Regions from separate parts of the Homo sapiens genome. Here region 2 is linked to region 1. The links are chromatin contacts, found by POLR2A ChIA-PET in ENCODE. All regions are on one chromosome and are shown on one strand. The core of a region is the stretch at or near the end of the contact, and the rest is flanking DNA. Distances in the headings are between cores, read along the strand shown.

What was found. ChIA-PET counts read pairs that join two places held with the same protein, here RNA polymerase II (POLR2A).
Region 2: POLR2A ChIA-PET joins it to region 1 with 10 read pairs in B cell. The contact joins the enhancer-like site here to the promoter of METTL18 in region 1. POLR2A ChIA-PET finds 5 or more read pairs at or near these places in 2 of 52 experiments (B cell and H1).

Annotation. Positions count from the first base shown.
Region 1 is chr1:169,793,159-169,796,689 of GRCh38, reverse strand. METTL18 (methyltransferase 18, RPL3 N3(tau)-histidine) reads left to right here and starts at 1,783. Exons shown (of 2, transcript NM_033418.4): 1 at 1,783-1,875; 2 at 2,793-3,531. The coding sequence starts at 2,995. FIRRM (FIGNL1 interacting regulator of recombination and mitosis) reads right to left here and starts at 1,650. Exons shown (of 25, transcript NM_001320047.2): 1 at 1,575-1,650; 2 at 707-861. RefSeq lists an enhancer at 1,731-2,050.
Region 2 is chr1:202,153,737-202,157,329 of GRCh38, reverse strand. It overlaps PTPN7 (protein tyrosine phosphatase non-receptor type 7), which reads left to right. Exons shown (of 10, transcript NM_002832.4): 5 at 1,721-1,797; 6 at 3,007-3,144; 7 at 3,495-3,593. Among named protein-coding and RNA genes, the nearest start is that of PTPN7, 5.1 kb to the left of the region's middle. RefSeq lists a silencer at 2,197-2,246. Within about 2 kb of position 1,834, at least 5 of the 41 ENCODE cell types and tissues checked have a DNase peak (open chromatin) inside an H3K27ac peak, as active enhancers do; they include B cell, where a contact is called at or near this core.

The DNA of each region.
Region 1 (3,531 bases), core at 534-3,033:
TTCCCCTCTTAACTTTTTTGGAATAATGAATTATGAGTAGAAACAAGGAAACTATTAATACTCCAAGTGAGAGGTGATAAGGGTTTGGAATCAGAGTGGTAGCAATGAGGATGGAGATAAACGGATTGATTCAAGACATAGTTTGGAATCAGAAACAATAGAACTTACTGATCGGGTGTGTGAGACAGAGAGGATTCAAGGTTTCAGTTTGTGAAACCATTTACTCAGATGAAGAAAACTAGAGGAAGTTTGGGCTTTTTTGAATATGTCGTTTGAAGTGCAAAGCTAGGTGGGAATGTTGACTTTCAACTTAATGAAGTCTCTCTATAAGCTTGTGGGGAAGAAGAGGAATCACGTTCCGTGTCTCTGTTCTCCCAAAGCCTAACACCATGTCTCACACACATTATGCACGCAGTTTAAGTGTTTTTGAATGTTTTGAGGGTGGCTATTTGTTTTCAAGTTGAAACTCCTTGAAGACGGCAGTTCTGTACCTACACAAAAACTAAAAAAGGGGGCTTTGGCACCTTCTGAGATTTTGCTAATGCCTAGGTGAATGACTTCTATGTGATTACATAGGGCTTTAGCTGCACAATATTTGTGCAGTATTGAGATTCTCTCAAGTGAAGGTTACTTTTTTTCTTTTGAGTGTAATTGTATAAAGCTGGGCTCAAATGTTGTGAAAAAGATACATATACATATGGTTTACCATGAAAGGCTAGGATTCCAGGCACATTTACAACCACAAAGGCATGAGACCAATCAAGAATGTGCTGCACCCGGACGAAGAAGGCGCTAAGCGCCTCAAATCCAACAGTTGAAAGCCAACAACAAGCGGAAGAACTCTTTCAGAAAGACTCCAGCCTGGGTGAGAGGAGTGAGAACTTGTCAAAAAAAAAGAAAGAAAGAAGAAAAAGAGGTCTGAGAGGGGAAGGAGGAAAATCATTTTTATTTACTGAACATCTTTTAAAGATTTCACACCACAGAACTATGCCCTTTAATTCTTATAACGCTAAGAAAGCCCTTATTCATATTCACCACCCTTTTTACGGGAGACAAAAGCTCAGAGTATCTCGCTTTACCTCAAACTATTAAGAGCCAGAGCTATCGTCATACCGCAGGTCTCAGTCCTTGCCTCCCCCATTATCCACTAGCAAAAGTATTTACACTTAATTGCAAGCAACGAGTACAGAAAAACTGAAAGAAGGAATGGAAGAAAACGCCACATCCACTGCTAAAACCTTGGGTCAGAACACGTCCGCGAGGCTTTCCAGGGCCAAAGCCTTACTTAAATCTACCACGGTTGTCGCTTCCCCTCCAGTCCCTCACTTTTCATCCCACTCACTGACAAAGAAAAGAGGGGGTTCAGGCCGCGGTAATATAACCCAGCCTGGCGGTGGGTCTGAAGGGACAGAAGAGAAAGGTTCGCGACCCGCCCACACCCTTCTCTAGGTAGAAGTGACAACCAAGGAAGGATATGAGGAGTCGGGGCAGGACGGACGGCAGTTCCCGGCGGCATAGCTCCTCTGGCCAGCTACTTAATTCTTCCAGGGGAACCGCGCTAGCTGGGACCGCACCTTCCTGAGACATACTTTCGTCAAACAGGAGAGCTTCAAACCAGACCCGCCAAAGCCCAGACCGGAAACTCGCAGTCCCGCCAACCCTTGCGCGCTCTCCGCCGGCTCCAAAACCATAGAGAGGAGGGCGGCTGGTTTCTTGGTGAGCCCGGGTCCCTCAAGGCCGGAAAGAAAGTCGGGCTTCTCTAGCCCCTGGAGGACTCGACTCACTGGTGCGCGATTTAGGTCCGGAGGAGGCGTTGTGAGGTGAGCTTTTTCAGAAGCGCGATCCCAGGACACGTCGGGAAGCAAGCATCCCCAGGTCTGGATCACTGTAAACATTACATTCAAATGGGGAGGTGAGGGCCAGAAGTCCCCACTTCTGGGGTCGGATTTGTTCCGGGACCTGCAGCCGGAAGTGACTCCAAGCCTTGCAGCGTGATGGGAGAGGAAAGAGGCGCGTTCCTAGCCGCGGGACTGGGTGACCCGCCTCTCCCCCAAATTGTAAATCTTGTATAAAGGGAACAAAGATCCCACTTGCCAGAACTGTGAAAATTGAGGCAGATGGTATAGTGTCTAGCGCAGTAGATAGAAGATTCTCAATAAAGTTGCTTCTTATTTCTACAGGTCTCTCCAAACTACTGCAGTGCCCTAGTTTGCGTTTGCTCTGCCACCGAATTAGTCTTTACTAATTATTGCCAAATTACCCCCACTTCTATACACTTAGGGCTGCTGTTCTCGACTAAATGTTTGGAGTGAAGTCTTGGATGAATTTACACACACCAGGCCATACCTATGCATGTTTTTAAAGGGACGCTGACTTACCAAAATAAAATACTGCACCTCTTCTGTAAAAGACAGAAGTGAAGTTATTCTGGAAGCTTAGGGGGTGAATATGGTTGGACACAAATCAAGACAGCTGAAAGACAGCAAGTAGCTAGGCTGTCCTGTCTGAATATCTTGGACTTTATGTTTGTCCAGGTGGTAGTGGTGGTGGTTGCTGTTGTTCTTCTGTTTGTTTTTATAGTTGATTTTCTTCTCCCACTTTGGAACCCTTAAGGTGTGTATGAGTGTCCAAATCTCTTATCTCTCTCTCTTCCCCACAACTTTTTAAGAAAAAGCAGCTGTATGGTGGGACAGGGAGGGGTGGGGGTGGCTGTTTAATATTACACTTTAGTGAAATGTGCCATTTTGCTTTAATCATCATTTTCTTTCTTTTTTTTTTTTTTTTCTTTCCAGAGCTGCTTGGAAAGAGGACCAAAGACGTCTAAAAAGTCATTTGGAAATATCTCTAAATATTTGTTACCATGTATAAGCTGCTAAAGAGAAATTGGGCCCAACAAAACTAATTGAATAATTGAGGCAGATTTGTGTGTATCATCAAATTCTATCCAGAAGTTGAAGAATCTGAATTTAAAGATTGTGTGCATTTAATAAGAGGATGACCTTTCAGTTTAATTTCACTATAGAAGACCATCTGGAAAATGAATTAACACCCATTAGAGATGGAGCTTTGACCCTGGATTCCTCAAAAGAGCTGTCAGTCTCAGAAAGTCAAAAAGGAGAAGAGAGGGACAGAAAATGTTCTGCAGAACAATTTGACTTGCCTCAGGATCACTTGTGGGAACATAAGTCAATGGAAAATGCAGCTCCCTCTCAAGACACAGACAGTCCACTCAGTGCAGCCAGCAGTTCAAGGAACTTGGAGCCACATGGAAAACAGCCCTCCTTGAGAGCTGCCAAAGAGCATGCTATGCCTAAAGATTTAAAGAAGATGTTAGAAAATAAAGTCATAGAAACATTACCAGGTTTCCAGCATGTTAAGTTATCAGTAGTGAAAACCATCTTGTTGAAAGAGAACTTCCCTGGAGAAAACATAGTTTCAAAAAGCTTTTCTTCTCACTCTGATCTGATTACAGGTGTTTATGAGGGAGGCTTAAAAATCTGGGAATGTACCTTTGACCTCCTGGCTTATTTC
Region 2 (3,593 bases), core at 585-3,084, about 32 Mb before region 1:
CCATGTTGGTCAGGCTGGTCTCGAACTCCCGACCTCAGGTGATCCGCCCACCTCGGCCTCCCAAAGTGCTGGGATTACAGGCGTAAGCCACCGCGTCCAGCCTCAATCCTTTATATTCACTCATTTCTCACAACAATCCCATGAAGTTGGTACTGTGATGACCATTTTACAAGTGAGGAAACTAAGGCACAGAGAAGTTGAATATCTTACCTAAGATATTCAACTTAGCTACTTGCACCAAGCCCCTTTCCCTGTCTTCCTCTTGCATGGGAAATGCCCAGCCAAGGCTTGCAGTGAAGGAAGCACCACCAGGAGGGCTCCCAGAGAGATGGCTTTGAGAAAGTCAGATGGAGACAGGGCAACGGCCAGCAAGAGAGCAGTGGAGGCGGGGAGGGAGGACACTGTGCTAGGAGGGGGTGACCCTGCAAACTGGCAGACCCGGAGCAAGCACCTTCTATTTTTCGGAGGCAGGCATGAGGCCCCGGAGCCTCTCCCTCCCTCCCCTGCTCTCCCTACAGGGAAGCTACTCCCAGCTTGAGGCTTTAGCTCAGTGAGCACTCGGGCCCTGTCTCCTGCTAACCCTCCTGGAGTGTCCTCTGCCTGCATGGGCGGATCAAGGTGCTATTAGCGCTATTCCAGGCCAGGGGGAGGAGTAGCCCTTGTTCTTGGCCTAATTCTAATCAGCCCTGCAGCCACCAGAAAAGGGAAAAATTCCTTTGCCTGAGATTCCCCTGGTCCCCAGGGTACCTTCTGTCCATGACCAGGCTGGCATGAGCAGAGCGAGAGTCTCTTCTCCTTTCCTCACAAGCCAGCTTCTTCATCCATGTTTGGGTTTCATTTAGAGAAATCCTTCCCCCTTAGAGGCAGAGGCCAAATGCCTCGTGGCTGAGCGGAATCTGAGTCCTAGTCCCACTTCACAGCTATGTGATATCTGGCAAGTTGCTCATGTGAATCCCATATTCACCATTAGAAAACAAATTCTTCTTCCTCTACATCTCTTTTTCCATCCCTAGTGGCATAATCTTGTTCTAAACCTGTACTGATCTCAAGGATAGAATACTGTATCTATTAGAATATTATATCTAATATTGTATCTTCCCATTTGGTCTCTGCTGTTCCGTTCCCTTTCTTCTCTAGTCCATCCTATACAGCACCACTCAGTTAATCTTCCCAAACTATTGTTTTGATCATGTCACTCTCCTGCTCAAAAACATTATACAGCTTCCTACTGTCTGCGTATAAAATACTTCAATAGGGGCCAGACATGGTGGCTCACACATGTAATCTCAGCACTTTGGGAGGTTGAGGTGGGAGAATTGCTTGAAGTCAGAAATTCAAGACCAGCTTGGGCAACAAAGTGAAACCCAATCTCTACAAAAAACGTAAATAAATAAATAAATAAGCAAGCCAGGTGTGGTGGCATTTGCCTATAGTCCCAGCTATGTCAAAGGCTGAGACAAAAGTATCACTTGAGCCCAAGAGTTAGAGGTTACAGTGAGCTATGATCGCACCACTGCACTCCAGCCTAGGCAACAGAATGAGACCCTGTCTCTAAAAACAACAACAAAAACAACAACTTCAGTGGGTGTAAGGCCACCTGCTATACACAAGGTGCTATGACTGTGATGAGCACAGGAACTCTCCTCTTTCTGACCCTGCTTGAGTCTGTGTTAGTTGGTCACCTTCTGACCTCTGACCTCTGCTGATTTTTATTTCCTAGATCCCCAGAGCCGTGTCTGTCTAGGCCGGGCACAGAGCCAGGAGGACGGAGATTACATCAATGCCAACTACATCCGAGTGAGTGGCCTGGCTGCAGTGGTGGGCGGGGAATGGGGGAATTCTCAGACGTCTGAGAATATCTTCCAGCCATGGCTGGTGGATCAGGTGCCTGCATTTCCTACCCTCCCTGCTCCAGCTCACTGCTGTCATAGCCCTACCAAGCTGGGCTGGTACTGAACATGCCCCAAAACACCAACCTAAAAAACGGAGCAGATGTTGAAAAATATCTGGAGAGACCACCAAGTCTCCCTAACCTCCACTATCAGTCCTCCCATGCCACCCTCTAAACTTAGCAGGAAGTTAGCATTGTTGAACCCAATCTCCAGCTGCTTAAGAGCTCACAGCTCCCGAGAACTGCATAGGTGATGCCAGCACTAATGGGACCTCCCCGCCAACTTACCTTAACTGCCCCTCAGATAGCCCCTCTTATATGAAGATGGTTGATTGACGTCAAGCTATAGGAAGCTCCAGGCCAGGTGGGTGTTCCACGCCAGCTTCTCGCTGCTGTGGGCCCTAAGGAGATGTAAAAGCAGCGCTCTCTAGTGACTCAATGTGGGTAAGACATCAGTCAGGGGCGCAGGGAGGCGAAAAGCTCTTAGCTAGGGAAGCCATGGGGAAACATGATCTTACATTTGCCGGCCAATACCGGATCAACTGCAGTCTGGATTTCACCATCTTGAGAAGCAGGAAGCTGAGGATCCTGAAGGTGAGAAAATCAGGTTAGGGAGAGTGTGCTACATTTTGCTACTACTTTCATAGAAAAGTAGTAACCTGTAAATGTGAAACTGTCACTGAACAAATATTAAACACTGTTTAGGTATTTTGTGCTAGAAGAAAGCAGCAGGGGAGGAAGGGAATAAACATTTATAGAGCACTTGCTATCGGCTAGACTCTCAATATATCTTACTGAATTTAATCCACTCTACATTCCTACAAGATAGATATTATTATGCCCAATTTACAGATGATACCACTGAGGCTTACGGAGGCTAGGTAACTGGCTTATAGTGGTACAGCCAGGAAACAGCAGAACAGGGATCTGATCCTCATTCCAGAACCCGTATCCTTTCCATCATGTGGCTTCTGAGTGTGCGTGTTCGTGCATGTGTACGTCTACACGTGTGGTTCACAGCTTCAGGCTGACCCCAGCACCTGAGGCATCTAGGATCTCCCCAGAGCTCTGCTCTCACTGCTCCCCACCCCTTCCCCTGTGCTTCCACCTTCCAGGGCTATGACGGGAAGGAGAAGGTCTACATTGCCACCCAGGGCCCCATGCCCAACACTGTGTCGGACTTCTGGGAGATGGTGTGGCAAGAGGAAGTGTCCCTCATTGTCATGCTCACTCAGCTCCGAGAGGGCAAGGAGGTAGGAGGCAGAGCCACAGTTCATGATGAACCCAGAAAGTGCTATGCCCACCCCACCCCCACCCCACACACAGGGCAGCTCAGAACCAGAGGTTTCCCTGGGAGCCAGCCCCAGCTCATACCTCTCAGAAAGTTCCCTGAGATATAGCCCTGGGAGGCTGTCTATGGCCAAAATACGGGATAGGGTGAGCACTCTGCTTGCAGGTATCAAGCTCAGAAGAGCCAGGCTCCCTGTTGCTGACCTCCCATCCAGTAGGGGTGGAGGATGGGGAGGAGATACCAGCCCCTCTCTGCTGCCCTGTCACCTGCTCCAGCTGACCCTCTTCTGACTCCCAGCTCCCTCCCTCCTAGAAATGTGTCCACTACTGGCCCACAGAAGAGGAAACCTATGGACCCTTCCAGATCCGCATCCAGGACATGAAAGAGTGCCCAGAATACACTGTGCGGCAG